2 separate regions of the Homo sapiens genome follow, and region 1 is linked to region 2. A link is an interaction called in ENCODE POLR2A ChIA-PET data of the cell type or tissue named here. Cell type or tissue: HCT116. All regions are shown on one strand. Links, peaks and the distances in the headings refer to the core of each region. The heading gives the core; the rest is flanking DNA. Region 1 has its middle 17 kb from the start of LINC02518. Region 2 holds the start of LOC124901497 (a long non-coding RNA gene).

Evidence for each region. ChIA-PET counts read pairs that join two places held together with the same protein. Peaks named below come from ENCODE experiments on the same cell type or tissue, not always from the same donor. Only the 100,000 strongest peaks of a DNase experiment are listed, where the experiment ranks them.
Region 1: POLR2A ChIA-PET joins it to region 2 with 10 read pairs; 5 of 35 experiments call an interaction of 5 or more read pairs at or near these places.

The regions. Positions count from the first base shown.
Region 1 is chr6:113,445,936-113,454,282 of GRCh38, reverse strand. No RefSeq gene overlaps it. Among named protein-coding and RNA genes, the nearest start is that of LINC02518, 17 kb to the right of the region's middle. In HCT116, for the core only: no CTCF peak of the experiment used is centred there; DNase peaks (open chromatin) are centred at 5,052 and 7,000.
Region 2 is chr6:113,356,113-113,364,459 of GRCh38, reverse strand. It overlaps LOC107986637 (a long non-coding RNA gene), which reads left to right. Exons shown (of 4, transcript XR_001744312.2): 3 at 1,790-1,929. It overlaps LOC124901497 (a long non-coding RNA gene), which reads left to right and starts at 6,221. Exons shown (of 2, transcript XR_007059930.1): 1 at 6,221-6,696; 2 at 7,162-7,457. In HCT116, for the core only: no CTCF peak of the experiment used is centred there; a DNase peak (open chromatin) is centred at 3,259; H3K4me3 peaks cover 597 bases.

The DNA of each region.
Region 1 (8,347 bases), core at 108-8,107, 90 kb before region 2:
ATATCTTCATCTTCATATTTCAGTCTTTGCCTCATTAGAATGAGGAGTTTAATGATGGATTAGCTGCCTACATTTTATTGTGATTGAGTTTCATTCGTGATGTCAATACATATTTGAATTTAATGATTCTTCATCTGACTTTTTATAAATACCTTCACTTGCAGATAAAGGAATTCCAGGCATTAGTAAGCAAGTGATGAAGGATGTGTGGGAGTTTAAAGGTACATGTGAAAGCAGGTGGCTGGCTATGGACAAAGGAAGTTATGTCCCTTTTTGCCGATAATTTCTGGAGCCTGGTATTTGTTTTCTGACAGTGTCTTCCTATCTCCCACCTACCTGGTCTCAGGTCATTCTCTCTCCTCTCTGTCAAGTGCACTCCAATTCTGCCCCTTTCCTCTTCTCTTCAGGCATCAAAATTTTGAAAAACATCGCTTATTATTTTGTGCACATTTAATTGTTCTTACTGCATAAAACTACTGTTGTATCATGCCCCTCTTCTCTGGGAATGCCACTATTATGGGTCCCCGTCTTATTTCTACCTTGTGAAATAAAGACTCAAATCAGGACATGTAGCAATAGAATTCATTTTCTTTATGAAGAAGATATTTCTGTGCCCTTAATTAATTATTCAATACATTTTCCATTTTCCATGCAGCCTATATGATTTGGTTTGGCCTATTTTAGACTACAAGCCAATTGAAGACAGAGTTTGATGCAATTCATATTGTGTTATGTTTGGGAAGTCAACAACTAGTGACAATTGGTGGCAGTGATGGGCTCTGTCTGAAGGTCATGAGAAGTAGGCCTAAGATCATTTAGGGTCTAACTAAAATATGCCTAGTTCTTCTTTCAAGTATTCTCTACAGAATGAAACAGAAGCAAACCCAGAGGAAATAAAGAATATTTTTAGTTTATTTCTGGTGAACTTAAGATACAGGAATTTGAATGGCCCTACCACTATCATCCTAAAACACATAGGAAAGAGTGACTGATGCACAGCATCTGTATAACATAAGACTATTTGTTATGATGACTACAAGAATGTGCAGGAGTTCCAGTATTATATGACTGGATGTTAGAGGATTCAGAACGAACTACCCCTTTTCACTTGCCTGAATTCAGAATCTATTAAGAGACATACACATCCACAAAAGTTAGGCAGATGGAGAGGAAAATGTTGCTGTTTTCACCAAGACTGTTGGGGAACCTGATGCTTGGTCTCTAAACAAGGTGGGCTTGCTAATATAGTCATGTGCCACATAATAATGTTTCAGTCGATGACAGACAGTGTATATACCATTGGTCCCATGAGATTCTAATGGAGCTGAAAAATTTCCATTGCTTTTGACATTGTAGCCATCATAAAGTCATAGTGCAATGCATTACTCCCATGTTTGTGCTGATATTGGTGTAAATAAACCTACTGCCTTGCCAATCTTATAAAGGTATATATAACACATACAATTATGTGCAGTCCATAATACTTGGTAATGATAATAAATGACTATGTTACTGGTTTATGTATTTACTAAACATATTTGTTATTGGTATTTTAGAGTATACTCCTTCTAGTTATTTTTTTTAAGTGTTAGCTATAAAACAGCCTCAGGCAGATCCTTCAGGAGGTGTTCCAGTAGGCATTGTTGTCATAGGAGATAACAGCTCCATGTATGCTATTGTTCCTGAAGACCTTCCAGTGGGACAAGATATGGATGTGGAAGACAATGATATTGATGATCCTGACCCTGTGTTGGCCAAGGCTAATGTGTGTGTTTGTGTCTTAGTTTTTAACAAAAATGTTTAAAAAGTACAGTTTTTTAAATGGAAAAAACTTTATACAATAAAGATATAAGGAAATAAAATTTTGTGCAGCTGTACAATGTGTTTGTGTTTTAAACTAAGTGCTTTGACAAAAGAATAAACAAATTTTAAAAATAAAAAAGTTTATAAAATAAAAAAGTTATAGTAAGCTAGGGTTAATTTATTATTGAAGAAAGAAAAATATTTTAAAATAAACTTAGTTTAGCCTAGGTGTACAATGTTTATAAAGTCTACAGTAGTGTACAGTAATGTCCTAGGCCTTCACATTAACTCACCACTCATTTGTTACCAAAACATCAGGGGTGCAGTCTAGGTTAGGTCCTGCTGCTCACCGCACAGAAAGCTAATCGCTGAGACAATGGATATCGCCAAGGAAGAAGACTTCAATTAAGTGCTACAGCCAAGGAGATGGAAGATCAGTCTCAAATCCACCTCTCTGGACCAGTAAAATTAGGGGTTATATAGCAGGGAAGAAATGTAATCCTGTGTGGGAAAACAGGAATTGGGGAGGGATAAGTAAGAGGAATTGGTCAATGGAAAGCAGGTGGTCAGTTAGGCAATCATGATGGGGGTGAGGGGTCTGACATCTCACTGTCCAAATGAAGTGATTTGGTGAGTTTCAACTCCTTGCTACTATCTGGGAGGTCTGATGGTTGGTTTCCAGAGAAAGGAACTCAGACAAAACAAGTATAATTTTCTCAAGTTTTAAAACTGGGTGGATCCATTTCTATGTTTAGTCCAGGAAACCATAAACGTCAGCTCTATGGGACAACTGGGTCAGTTTCACACTAACATTGACCCAGAGCAACTTCCAGTACTGCAAACTCCATTCATGGTAAGTGTCCTATATAAGCACACAAATTTTTATCTTTTATACCATATTTTTACTGTACCTTTTCTATGTTTAGATATGCTTATATACACAATTCTTCCCCATTATGTTACAATTGCCTAGAGAATTCAGGACGGTAACATGCTATACAGCTTGGTAGCCTAGGAGCAATAGGCTATCCCATATAGCCTAGATACATAGTAGGCTATACAACTAGGTTTCTGTAAGTACACTGATGTTTACTTATGTTTGTACAATAACGAAATCACCTAATGATGCACTCCTCAGAAAGTGTCGCTTTTGTTGAAAGACATATGATTGTACTTTAGAGACAATGGCAGCTCTGGCCAGCTGCAAGCCCTCCCATAGTGGGGGCCTAACCAGATGGTGCTCACAGTATAGAGGAACAGAGCAGGTTGCTCAACTCTGAAGGAAGAGCACACCGCTTGATTCCTTGTCTGCAATCCACCCACAGACCATTCACTCTTCCCTCCAAAGCAGGGGGTTGAACAGAGCTAGGTCTAGGGTGAAGGAGTTGAGGCAGAGTTGTGCAGGGTCACATTTTGTCTTTATTTAAAGTTTTGTTATTTTTTTCATCATATTTTTTTGCATTAATTTTGATTTTTAAAAAATGTTGTATTAGAAACATTATTTTTCTTGATTATTGAGTTTTTTGATGCCTCCTCAAATTTTGCACCTGAAGTGAATGCTTCACTTACCTCACCCTACCCCCAGCCCTGAGAACCAACTCAAAGGGTAACACTAACAAAAGCCCTTCCAGTTAGGAATATAAGTAGCAGGGGACATATACCTATCTGGCTGGATGTTTAGTAGCTTAATAAACCATACTTAATTAAAATTGTTCTAAGATACTTAAGTAGTTTGGGAAGCATTTCTCTTTTTAGTCATTGTGTTGTATCTCTCTTGTTAAAAAAACAAAAAGCAAGACAGGCGTCAGAGATGTTAGAAGGTGATGTAATATTCAGTGATGCTACCAAATAAGATTGGTTCTAATGATCCACAAAACAAAGTTCTTTAAAATAAACACTTGCTATGCCTTAAGATCCAGAAAATATTTGAATATATATATATATATATATATATATGTAAACATTATAAAAATGTAAATGCATGGTTGGATTTGTGGAATTTATGCATGAATGTATTCCACTTCAGTCCATATCCATCATAGGACGTTCTGTTCTTTTGACAAGTGTGTGCCTGCCTTTGGAATTCACAACACATTCCAGGAAAATCATATTCTAACTGGCTTGGTTGTTTACTTGGAAGAGAGCATATTTGCACCTCATTTTTCAACTCTTTAGTTTGTTTACATTGAAGCAAAACATTCTCACACAGGAAGAGACTAGATACTGTTTCTCAGTGGAGGGAGGCATTCTCTTTTCAGGGTCAGGAATTTCATGTCTGCAAAGCTAATTATAAGGAGATTGGAGACCAGTCCTTGAGGCTCCATGTCTGTGTCTCTGACCTTTGCCAAGGGCAAAGTGTTACCACAGACATGTCACAAGATATGCAAATGATACATTCTGACTTCAATAGCATTGTTAGCTTGTTTTCTGCTGCTGGTATAGAGATTCTCATCATAAGTCATTTTGGTGGATTTGAGACAGCTCTGTTCATAAAGTGAAATAGCCCAGTATCAAAATCCTTACCCAATTAATCGTGACATCTTAAATTCTCATAGCTACAGTTTTTTGAAATGGAAAACCTTTCACATTTGGACAAAATCTAAGCAAGTCATTGACCCAAGTTCATCAATTATACAATTCTGTAAGCTTTGATGATTCAAAAACATTATTTCAGGTCAACAGTTTGCTTGCCTCTAAACAAGATCTAATGGCATGGCTATTGGACCATGTTTAGTCAATTACAAAAGTTTAACAATTCAAAAGAATTATTCTAAGTCTATAGCTTTGTTTTGGGTGGCTTTCACTAACTAAACAGAGACTGTGCTGTCCAATGTGGTAGCCATTAGGCCCACGTGGCTATTGAGCACTTGAGACGTGACTTGGCTGAACTGAGATGTACTGTAAGCGTAAAATACACACGGGATTTTAAAGACTTAATTGAAACGATAAAATTTTGAACATAATAAGTTAAATTAAATGTGTTACTGAAATTTATTTTACCTGTTTCATTTTACTATGTTAAATGGTGCTACTAAAAAATTAAATATTGCATGTGTAGCTCACATTCTATTTCTGTTGGACAGTGCTGGTCTAGATGCTTGGGAAGTAAACACCTTGGAGAGAGACTCTGATATGATTTGTGCATTTATACTTCCTTTGATGTATTCCAGAAGCAGCATTAATTTACACAAAACCTCTCTGAGAAGCCTAGGACATGCCTCTTGCTAATACTTCAAGAAAAATAACTTCAAAGAGTATTGTCATCTTAAATATGATTCATAAGTCAGAGAAAACCTTGGGTTCATGCTTCAGAGGGTGAGACATTCAGGGTCAGCTGTTTCCCTTATTACTAACTCTTCCTCATGTCTAATTTAAAAGCAAAAAATCTTGGGGAGGGGAGTGGTTGTGAATTTGGGGGCTAGGTGCAGGTAGTCATTTTCACAGAGCATCTAGCATAGAGGAGGGCCTCAGCAAGTTTGCTAAATTGAAATCATGGAATACGAATTTAAATTAAAGCCTCATGGTGCCAAATTACTGCTGGCTTTATAGGGAGCCATGGTGCAATAGAACTAAAGTCCTTGTTGCAGTGACAATGATTCCTTTTTTACCATGGCACAGCCACAGAGTATGGGGTCACTGGGAAAAAAGCCAGGAAAAAGTAGTCTCAGAAATAAATAGTATAGGGAGGATTCTGAAAGATTAGAAAAGGTTAGAGGTCCAAATAATTGGGAAAGCATGCAAAATGTCTGTTGTTACCAGAGTTCTAAAGTGTTGGGAGGAAAAGATCCAAGCTGACGAACTCTGGGTTGACAGAAGAGAAATTCCCAGAGGTCAATGTAGGCACAATGTACCTAGTCCTGATGGACGTATAAGTGATGGTGCCATGGTTTCAGCCTCATGAAGCAAAGCTTGGCTCAACTACGGGCCTCTGATCCACTTTCTGCCTGGGTGATGACTGGTTCTGGGTTCTGTGTAGGTCTGAGCCTCCACGGGCCAATAGAAACTGACTTCACTTGATTGCAGATAGGATGAGAATAGTAGCTGAACTTAAATTCAGACAAACTTTGCATGGGTTTGGAGTTTTGCCGTATAAAATTTGAGCTAAGCTTCTTTAGTTGCTCAGTTGTGGTTCTGGATTGGAGGAAAAGGACCAGAAATGAGGGAATTCTATCCTCTTATGGCTTTTCGTACCACTAATTAAGACCTCAAAATTATCTTTTCTAACATTACTACAGCTACTAGGTGATCTAGATGTATAATTAAATACTCCTCTATTCTTTATGTTTTTTGTTCACTTTGAGGAACAGAAATAAAATAAACGTTTAGGCATATGGGAAGTTATATGAAAGGACTACCTGCTTCCACTGTAATAATCTATAAAATAAAAATTGGGAAGCTGTTGTCTCAAAAAGACTGTAATATATCAGACTTAAAAGCTGTTCTTTTTAGCCTTGATATTGTATAGATGATGCGCAGCAGCGTAAATAGTTTTATGTATCTGATCCTGTGCCTCAAATTGGGTTGAAATACTGGCTTTGGTGCCGTACTGATTTTGAAAAAAGTGGCAAAATTAACAGCTTAAGTAGTAACTGCTTAAGAGATGTGATTGCTCTGTTGCTCTGTGTGAGCCTTTGGGAACTTTTGTGCTATTACCGTTAGTGTGAAATCAAATTGGTGACCAATATGTAGTCTAACAGTTGCTCTGTGACCATCAGTAATAATTTAGTGATGGAGTTCAAATCATAAGTGAAAACATTTTTCCCCCTCCAAGAACGTGAACCATACCTTCTTTCTTAACTTCTGAGCAGACTTGGTCTGTCTTACAAGAAAGACCTGTCTTTACTAGAGATGTGACTCATTAAAATAGAAACAGCTCTCCAATATGACAATTTAACACTCTTCCTCAGTACTGGATTTACTTGGAAAATGTACATCTTCAAATTCTTGGTCATGGAACATCTGAACAAGCACAAACACTTCTACAACCCATAATTGTTAGTTTAGACCATTAAAAAAAAGTGCATTTTTTTTTGTGGATTAAAGACTTAGACCTCAGGCATTGAGTCCCTTAAACCCCCACCACCAATCTAGCAGTCTTATATACAACATAAATTCTCATGCACTATAATTATTGTGGTCAATGATGCTAAACCAAGCACATAGTTTTTCCTCAAACACGTTCATAGGCAAGGAAAAAGTTGCCTTCATGACTCACTTTTAGAGACGAAGCAACAAGTTTGGGTCATGTGAGAGCTGACTCACTCTTTTTCTTCCCTTCCACATTTAAGATGGGTTCATAATAGGGGAAACTAAGTTAACTCTCCATTACCTTGATTGGGACTACATAAAGAGAAACCAAAAATTCGGCCAGAATTTTAAAATTCTGGGGATGTCTTTAAAATCAGTAGACTTCTTGCTTATCAAGTAGTTTATGTCCAGATACCTTCCAATGTAATGTAGTTTTTTGTTATTAACAGCTTTATGGAAGTATAATTTATGTATCTTAAAGTCTACCTATTATAAGTATACAATTCAATAATTTGTAATAAATTTATACAGCAGAGCTATCATCATCACATTCCAGTTTTAGGACATCTCCATTACCTCTAAAGTTTTCTTGTACTCATTTATAGTTAATCACTGCTTCCACATTCACCTCTAGGCTAATACTGATTTCTCTTCTTTTTATAAATTTGCTTTTTCTGAACATTTTATATAAATGAATTACAGAGTAATTATGCTTTTTGCACCTGACTTCTTCTTTGAGGTTAATTTACACTGTAGCATGTATGGTAGTGCTATCATTTTTATTGCTGAATAACCTTCCATTGTATGGATATGGCACTTAAAAAAGTCCATTTCCCAATTGATGGACATTTGAATTATTTCCAGTTTTTGGCTATTATGAATAATGCTGCTGTGAATATTTACCTACATGTCTCTGTGACAGGTTTTTATTTTTCTTACACATATTCCTAGGTATTGCTATGTCATATAGTAAGTGTGCATTTAAATTTTTAAAGTTTTATTTATTTTATAATTAATTTTAATTTGTATTTTAAGTTCCAGGGTACATGTTCAGGATATGCAGGTTCATTACATAGGTAGATGTGTGTAATGGCGTTTTGCTGTACCTGTCAAGACATCATCTAGGTATTAAGCCCAGCATGCATTAGCTATTTCCTGATACTTTCCCTCCCCTGACCCTACCCCCCAACAGGCCCCAATGTGTGTTGTCCCCCTCCCTGTGTCCATGTGTTCTCATTGTTCTGCTCCAGCTTATATGTGAGAACATGTGGTGTTTAGTTTTTTGTTCCTGCATTAATTTGCTGAGGATAACAGCTTCCAGCTCCATCCATGTCCCTGGAAAGGACATGATCTCGATCCTTTTTATGGCTGCATAGTATTCCATGGTGTATATGTACCACATTTTCTTTTTTTCTTTTCTTTTCTTTTCTTTTCTTTTTTTTCTTTTTCTTTTTTTTTTTTTTTGAGATGGAGTCTTACTCTGTCATCCAGGCTGGAGTGCAATGGCATGATCTTG
Region 2 (8,347 bases), core at 146-8,145:
CATTAGATAGTTTTAAAGGCCTTGGGTACACAACTAGAAATTCACTGGAGAACAAGCCAGGAAAATCACCTACATTTTCAACCTCTCTAGTTTCTCATTATAGTTTTCTATTTTTTCCCCTTGAAGGTCATAAAACATAATGTAAAAACAAGGTGAATTATAGCAAAGCATGATCTAGGTGTGTAACTAATTCCTATAATATAAGAGACCTTTAGACTTCTTTGAAATAGGCCTTTCACTTTATTATGGGGAAAATTAAGGTAATATAAAAACTAGCCCTTAAAGTTTTCAATTAGCTCAAGTTGTGACCATTTCCAACAATAATCATATCTGAATAATGTCATTCTTAAAACCACTTAGGCTTTGTCTTATGCTTTTCCAGATGTTAGTGATATAAAAGATTGCAAGTAGTACATTTTAATTCTGAATCACCAGGAAGCATATTTTGGCTATGATACAATCATTATCTTTTTTTTTTTTTTTTAATTTAAGAACACTGGTTCCAAGAGAACATAAGACAAGGGGAAGGTGTTCAATTTTTGGTACTGAAAGTAATTGTAATAAATGCTATGACCAAATATTAGAATTCTATTTGATATATTTAAAAGAAATTGAAAAAACACTTTAATAATTTTGCTTATCATTTGCCACTGATCTTTCTAAACATAATAACTTGAAAGGCCGTTGACATTTAAGAATAAATAATGCAAGCAGGTTTAGTTTTCTATATATTTCATACTTTGCCAAGTGAGTATATAGTTCATGTGATGACAGTTCTAGTCAAGGAATAAGGAAATCTCACAGAAATGGACAACTTGATTTTAAATGTAAGCGTAACATAGACACATTTTTATCATTGTTTTTATATTACTCAGGAAGTCCTATAGCAGACTTGTGCAGGAGACAGAGAAAGACAAGCCTAGGGTCCATCCTTCAAGGACTTGATAGCCCAGTTCGGGAAAGAAACATGGGTCTATGGGCAGTAAAACTATAACAAAAAGAGTAAGTGCAAAAAGCCAGATGAATAATAAAGATATGATTAATTAATGAAGTTCAGAGGGAAGAGAGAAAGAGAACCTTTTAGCAGTGGCAGGATTTGAATCTGAAAGTGAAGCATAGCTGAGATGATCTTAGTTGGAGAAGCTGGAGCAGTTCTCTCCAACTAAGATAATCCCTCCAATTCATTGCATGTGAGGGACAGAGAGAATGGTTTGGGAAAAATTTATGCAACAGGATATGATCACTTTAATTCCGGGCCAAATTAATAATATCATTTGTTTGAAGCCAAGAATTTCTGTGGGTCAAGGAATGAAGAGCTGTAGATCTAAAAAGGATAATTGTAGCTGGACTATGGAGGGCTTTCAGTGGCAGACCAAATCTGAATTTTCTAACATAAGATTTGAGATAGGGACATGATGATCTCAACTGTTTTGAGGAAGAAGGAGTGCTGTGTGGGAGAGGGAGTTGAGGGGCAGGAGGACACAGCCAGTAGACCATTGGTGTTAGCTGATAAGCCCCTGGACCAGTAAGCTACGCAGTGATAGTGGGAGAATGGGGGAGAACCAGGGAGCAGAGTGTGGTGGAAAGTGAGAATGAGAGAGTGGAATCTCTGCTGACTATTTCAGCGAATGCCAGGAGTGGTTTTCTTTTCTTCCCCCCGCCCCCCTTTTCAGTGCATTTTTAGTCATGAGTTGACACATTCACTGGATCTTAAAGCTGGAAGTGAAGTCAAGTGACATTTGATCAGGTCCCCTGTTTTTATTGAAGTTTGTTTATTCCTGTTTTACAGACATGGTAATTAGAAACCAGGAAGACTGAGAAGGAATCAAATTTGCAGCAGCTCAGTAAGTGGTAGACTGGGAACAAGAAGCCAGTTCTCTGGGCTCTTGAAGCAAGGCCCTGCCACGTTGTCTTTCCCCAGGAGAGGAGGTATGACAGATAAAGGTCTTAGGTTGATTTTTTAAAACTGTGTGACTATCAGTGTCTGGTATTTTATTCCAATAACTTAAAACATAAAATTAAAATCACAGCATGCTCAGCCGCAGATTTCCCTTTCAATGCGATGCTTTTGCATACCAAAGGATCTGAGGACAGTTTTCTATTTCAAACTGTTTTTTTTTAAGCCACTATATGTATAGGCGCTAAATGTAGAAGTCTTTATTATTTTAAGTGAATTTTTTCTTAAAAACATGAAAGAAAAAAATCAATTTTAAGAAATTAATATGTGAAATGACTTGAATTTCTCTAAGGGTTCTTTGCAATGCTTTCCCATTATTACAACTTCAATATCCTGTTTTAGCAACACTTATTTAACTAGTCACATTTTACTTTTATGGGGGAGCAATAAATGTAAAAGGCACATAAAAACCACAGCCAAATGGTTGACATTTGACCTTTAATCATCTCTTGGACTCTCCTTTAGCAACATACCACCTCCTCTTCTACATATACACAAATACACAGTGTGTATCAACACACTTCCTAATTTACCACATATCATGATGTTGCTGAAGAAAAGAAATGACTTTCTTCAACCTGGTCTGCCTTTTGTTTCTCCTCACATTTTTTTTTAACTATTTTTATTATTTTCTGTTATTGGCCTAACAAATTACCACTTCCTTTGTGATTAAAATTAAGACTGGAGCCCCAAAAAAGGTGGTAAGAGGTGATTTTTTAAACTATCACAAGACCAAGAATCAAGTAAAAAGTTTGTTTTGAATTTTGAAACTGCATTATTATAAACAAAATAGTTCTTTATTTTTACCAATATATGAGTAGTTATCTAACCTAAACTATACATACACACACACACACACACACGCATATTATATATTGATTATAAACAACAGGAAATATAGATAGAATTAGTAATTAGTAGGAAGGGACCTGAGAAGAGGCCTGATCGCCAATCATTTGACAGATATCAAGGCTGAAAGACATGGCTAATGCCGCATGGCTACTGAGGGCAGAACTAGAACAAAGACAGAACAGCCCGGGCTTAGCCCTGTTGACTTACAGCTATGCCCCCAAATATGACATCACTTGCAGAAAGAGAATGTTGTGCCCTGAACATACAAAGATTGAACCAGAATGTCTCAGTGTTCACAGCAAATCCAGAAAAAGATCCCATCCTTGAAGCAACTTTCTTGATGGCTGCCCCTATTTCAAAAACTTGAGATGACGGGCGTCCCCACAACACTCCTCCTCTGACTTGTTTTGTCTTCATGGTATGAAAAAGGGTAGGAAAAATCTGGAAATCTGACCCAGCTCAGTCAATAAAAAGGCTTTTGTCTGTGAACCTGACCACAAGTGACTCATTAACAGCCGATTGAAAGATTTTTGTCGGGAACTCCCCCCTATCTCTTAACAGAAATAAACAATTTGAAACAAAACTGAAGTATAAGGTGAAATCAATTCCCACTTCAAAATAGTGTTGTCTACTACATGTAAAGGTGTTTATTTCCTCCTGACAAAACATTTGTTATGGATTTACTGCCATTTTTATCCCTTTACCTAAATCCACCATTTGTTTTGTCAAAGATGGAGCATGAAAAATTCTTTACAAAATGTCTTAAAGTGCATCCTGAATTAATGGTCCAATTAATTTTTTAAAAAACCTTAATTTTTTGTTTCTAGCAGATGATTAGTTACCCTTAATTTCAAATGGTATTGTATTTTAATTTATTTTATTAAAGTTCAAAATAAATTAGTAATTCAATTTTGTATTTTTATCATTTATTTTTTAATGCTAAGTACTAACTTTTTTTTTAAGGTGCTTACTGTGTGTGTTGTATTTCATTTCCACAGTATTCTTCCTTAAAACACATTAATAATTTTTGATCTTTTAATAATTGACTTCAAGTTAGAAAAAGTAGTGGCATTAAACTATATTCAGAATTTATTAATATAGCATTTAAACTCAAGGAAAATGCCAGACTCAAAAATTCTGACAATGCAAACTCATTCTAATCAGGCTTTGTCTCTGCCCTTTGTAAGAACTGCAAGAAAACTGGAATATCTTGTATGTTAATATTCTGAAATATCTCCAGTAGCATCCATCTGTGAAGTTAAAAGACTTCATCATATTTACTTTTGATTTTTAAAAAGGGCATGGGCCCTCTGCCTCTCCAGCTTGAGGTATGAGAGGATCCACAAATGAAAATACATTATCATCATTAAAGACTTGGAATTCTAGAGACAATCTTATCCAGAGGGAATTAAAATAATGAATTACATTTGGTCCTGGTAGTTTTAGTGTTGTGATACTTTAAATTGGCTTAAAGTCACTCCTGTACAATCCCCATACATGTTTCAGTATTAATCGTCAACTCCCCTTTAATTGCCTATATTCCTTTAAGATTCTGCTATACTATCTCACTTCCTATGAGCAAGAGCTAAGCCTTCAGCCCTGGGCGAGCAGCATGGGCAAGTGATTCAAATGAAGGGCTTGATTAACAGACTCTTTGCAGTTCTGCTCTAACAAGTCCAGCATTTCCTGGAAACCTGCTCACAGATTGTGGGACTATTTTTAGTAGCTCACCTCCCAGTAAATGTAGCTATTAGATATCCAGATATCCTTGCCTCTTTCAGATGCAGTAAAATAGAACATAAAAGGATGTAATTGAATGATTACAGCTAAAGCCTGTAATCAGTAGCCATAGGGTCTCTCTCTTTCCCCTAAGTGATCTGGGACACAGACCCAGGAGGGCCTTGTCCCTCCCCACTGCCTGGGAAACACACATGCCGTGCACAGGCCATGCTGACTCTCTGCAGATGCAGCCTAACCTCAAAAGCAGGCGCCCTGCAGATGCAGCCTAACCTCAAAAGGTTGGGACTGTTTTCTGTGCATGCATGCAGGGTAGAAAGGAAAGGCAAAAGAATTCACATATTTGGACATCTACTTGTGTATTCATGTGATTTTCATAGCCATGTGAGGTAGGTAGGTAGGTATGATTATTTTCATTTTACTAATGAGCAAAATTTACTGCTATGGTCTGAATTTTTGTGTCTTCCCAAAATTCATATGTTGAAACCTAATCACCAATGTTAAGGTATTAGGCAGTGGGACCTTTGGGAGGTGATTAGGTCATTAGGGCAGAGGTCCCATGAATGGGATTAGTGCCCTGATGAAAGAGGCTTCAGAAGGCCTTTCCTCTTCCACCATGTGAGGACATGGCTGGAAGATGCCATCTGTAAACAAGAAAGTGGACTCTCACCATCCCTGAATCTGCTGGCATTTTGATTTTGGGCTTCTCAGTCTCCAAAACTATCAGAAATAAATTTCTGTTTTTTGTAAGCCACTCGGTCTATGGTGTTTTTTTAGGGCAGCCTGAATGGACTAAGATATTTACCAATCAGCCAAATTCAGCAATTGCCTGAGGACCTGTGGCTAACGAGCAGCAGTGTCAAAGCTGGGTTTAAACTCAGCCCATGTTTCCCTTTTACACTCTGCTCTTTAATGGGGGACAGAATAGCAGACTCTATAACTAGGGTGGCTGAGTAATTTATTGTCCAAACCAAGACATGTCTAAGGAACAAGTGGAAGTGCCGTTAATAAAAACACTGGGACAACAAGCCTAACCTGTAAGGGTCTTAGGCGAACTAGGATATGTGCTTGTCCTGTCCCTAACCCTGCCCTGCTCACGCCAGCAGAGCCAAGACTGAAGGTGAGTGCCCAGTAGAAAGTTTCTAGCCCACTGGTCAGGGTGGGGACGGCTTATACCCGAATCCTGCAATAGGTCCCTTGGGCAACAGGGAATGAAGCTTTAAAAAATACTATATTTAAGACGAGATTTTAGGCATGAAATTCTATTTCATTTTATGTAACTCAGAGAGGATCCATCATGCAGAAAGTGTTACTTACAGCTGCACCCCTAACTCCTTAGAGGCAGTGAAACTGTATCATTGGACTGCCAGTCACTTGCATTAGATATGTTGAGATAACACAAAAATATCTAACATTTATTGACTTGCCATGTGCCAAACAGTGTGCAAAGTGCTTTACTTACATTATCTCATTCGATTTTCTCAAATACTCTATGAGGTAGGTAAATTTATTGCCCCATTTTACAGATAAGAAAACTCAGGCACTGAGAAACTTGCTCGAGAACACACACATAGTAAGTGGCTCAGCTATATTCAGACAGAGGACTTCTGCCTCCAGAGTCTGCACTCTTCATTATGACATAGGGCCATGTGTGTTGTATTGATCTTGGAAAGAGAAGGGTCACAGAGCGGTGTGACCTCACAAAGCTTGTATATTATTGAAGAGAGGCTTTTTTATATCACCACATCTCAACTAACACCTCAGTGTTTGTTGGAAGACATCATGTATGTAGTTTTAAAAATACTAAGTGTCAAATGAGTGACACAGAACACTCTGTCATATCACAGTGCTTTGTGGATAGAGACAAGGTGGCATATGCTAATAGAATATATTGATATTTATCTTCTTAAATATCCATCTCATTCTCCCTGATAGCATGGGAAGCCTTGCAAGGATTGTCCTGCCGTTCTTTCAAGCCCTAGCTCTTGGCACATTGTAGACACAGATAACTCTGTGCTTTATGACTGCAGTTGTCAGTTCAACCACAGAGCGTTCAGAGCAGAGAAAGTCTCTGGGGGTTACATGCAAGGGACTTGAAGTTGGGAAAAAGGCTTTGAAAAAATGAAGGAGAAAGATGAAATGTATTCCAGGTGAGAGAAACAAATTAAATAAATGAACTCAGATGGGAGTTTTGAGGGCAACGTAAAGAAACCAGGCTGTCTGTATTGAATTTTATTAAAAAAGACTGAATGAGAAAAGCAAGATTATGAGGTCTTTGATGTTAAGATGTCAATTGGGCCATATTTCATAAAATAAGATCAGTCTCCTGACCTAGTACTACAGGGTGTTAATGCCCACAAAACAATACCCCAAAATGAAGGCCTCAGAAGCAAAAATTTTTCTCTGGCCTTCTTCTGCCCACTGTCTCAGTCTCATTCTCCTCCAAGGCTAGCCATAGAAACTAGGAACCCCGTTGTCCCCAGGCAGGTTACAGAAACCAGAATCCCTTTATCCCCCCCAAGACAGCCATAAAACCTAAAAATATTACTTAACGTTCCTCCACCTTTCTGTGTAAAAACTGGCCATAAAGAAATTATTTTATCGATCTTGTTTAGGTCATAAGACATTCATTCCAGAGAGAGTCCTGCCCCACCTCTGAGAAGGAAGGAATGTACACTCAAGAGAGATCAAGAAGAATCTAAACAAACAGGCCCTTCTGCGTTTTCCCACAAGAGAAAATGATCTAATTAACATTCGATCATAACTTTTTGTCCAATTATATTTCTACACTGCTGTTCATACTTTATTTAACCTAGGCATAAAAATTGACAATTTTTATTGTATTTTTGGCTCTTCATTCTGAAGGCTTCCATGTATACATGTTAAATAAATTTGTACACCTTTTCTCCAATTAATCTACCTGAGTTGATTTTTTAGTGAATCTTCAGAGGTCCAAGAACCCGTCCCTTGAGCCCTACAAGTGCTAGAATCCTACTCTTGGTCCCTCATGGAGGCTGAGTAGTTCTTCTGGGACCATGAATTGAACTAGAAATCTCATCTGCTTGAACAAGAGAACATTGCGGTCATTTGACGAAGAATCTTGTAACAGCTGCTGGCCAATTTTTATCTGATTTGGAAGGACATTGGAAGTCTTTAGGGGGTTCTGAGAAGGAAAGCATTATGGCAAAATTAAATGGTAGAGTGATATAATTTTTTTTTATTTTCTAGGAGGAAAAAGGAAAGTCGGGACATATGGAGAAATAGATGTTTGAGGAATATAAGGAAGACAGTGTTTCAAAACTATTCATGGAGAGCTGCCTAATATTGCTTCTGTGTTCCTCAATACTGTGGACCATTTTAGACAGTAGACACTGGAACGGAGAGTAGTGAGGAAAAGTGAATTCTTAATGGCTGTTTATCTCATTAGGCAAAGTTTTTTTCTGCCTTTCCTTATACTCCAGAAGTTTTCAAGCTGAAAAATTGAAGCTTACAAAACTACAAATTTATGAAGGGCAAAGACTACATTTTCTTTGAATTCCTACACCATCTTGCATGTTAATGGTTAACCAAGTATGCATAGACCTCCCCATCAACAGGGAGAGTATGATGGATACCCAATAGCTAGTCAACATTAGCAGTTGAGTAAGCAAACAAAGTGAGGTGTGGAGGTAAGAGTCTAAGTGCCTGAAGTCATACTAGATTGTGGTGCTCACAGGCATTTAATGCCTCCTGAGAAGAGACAGTTACTCTATGATGAGTTCCTGAGATTAAGCCATTTTAGAGCCAAAACTTTTTTATTTT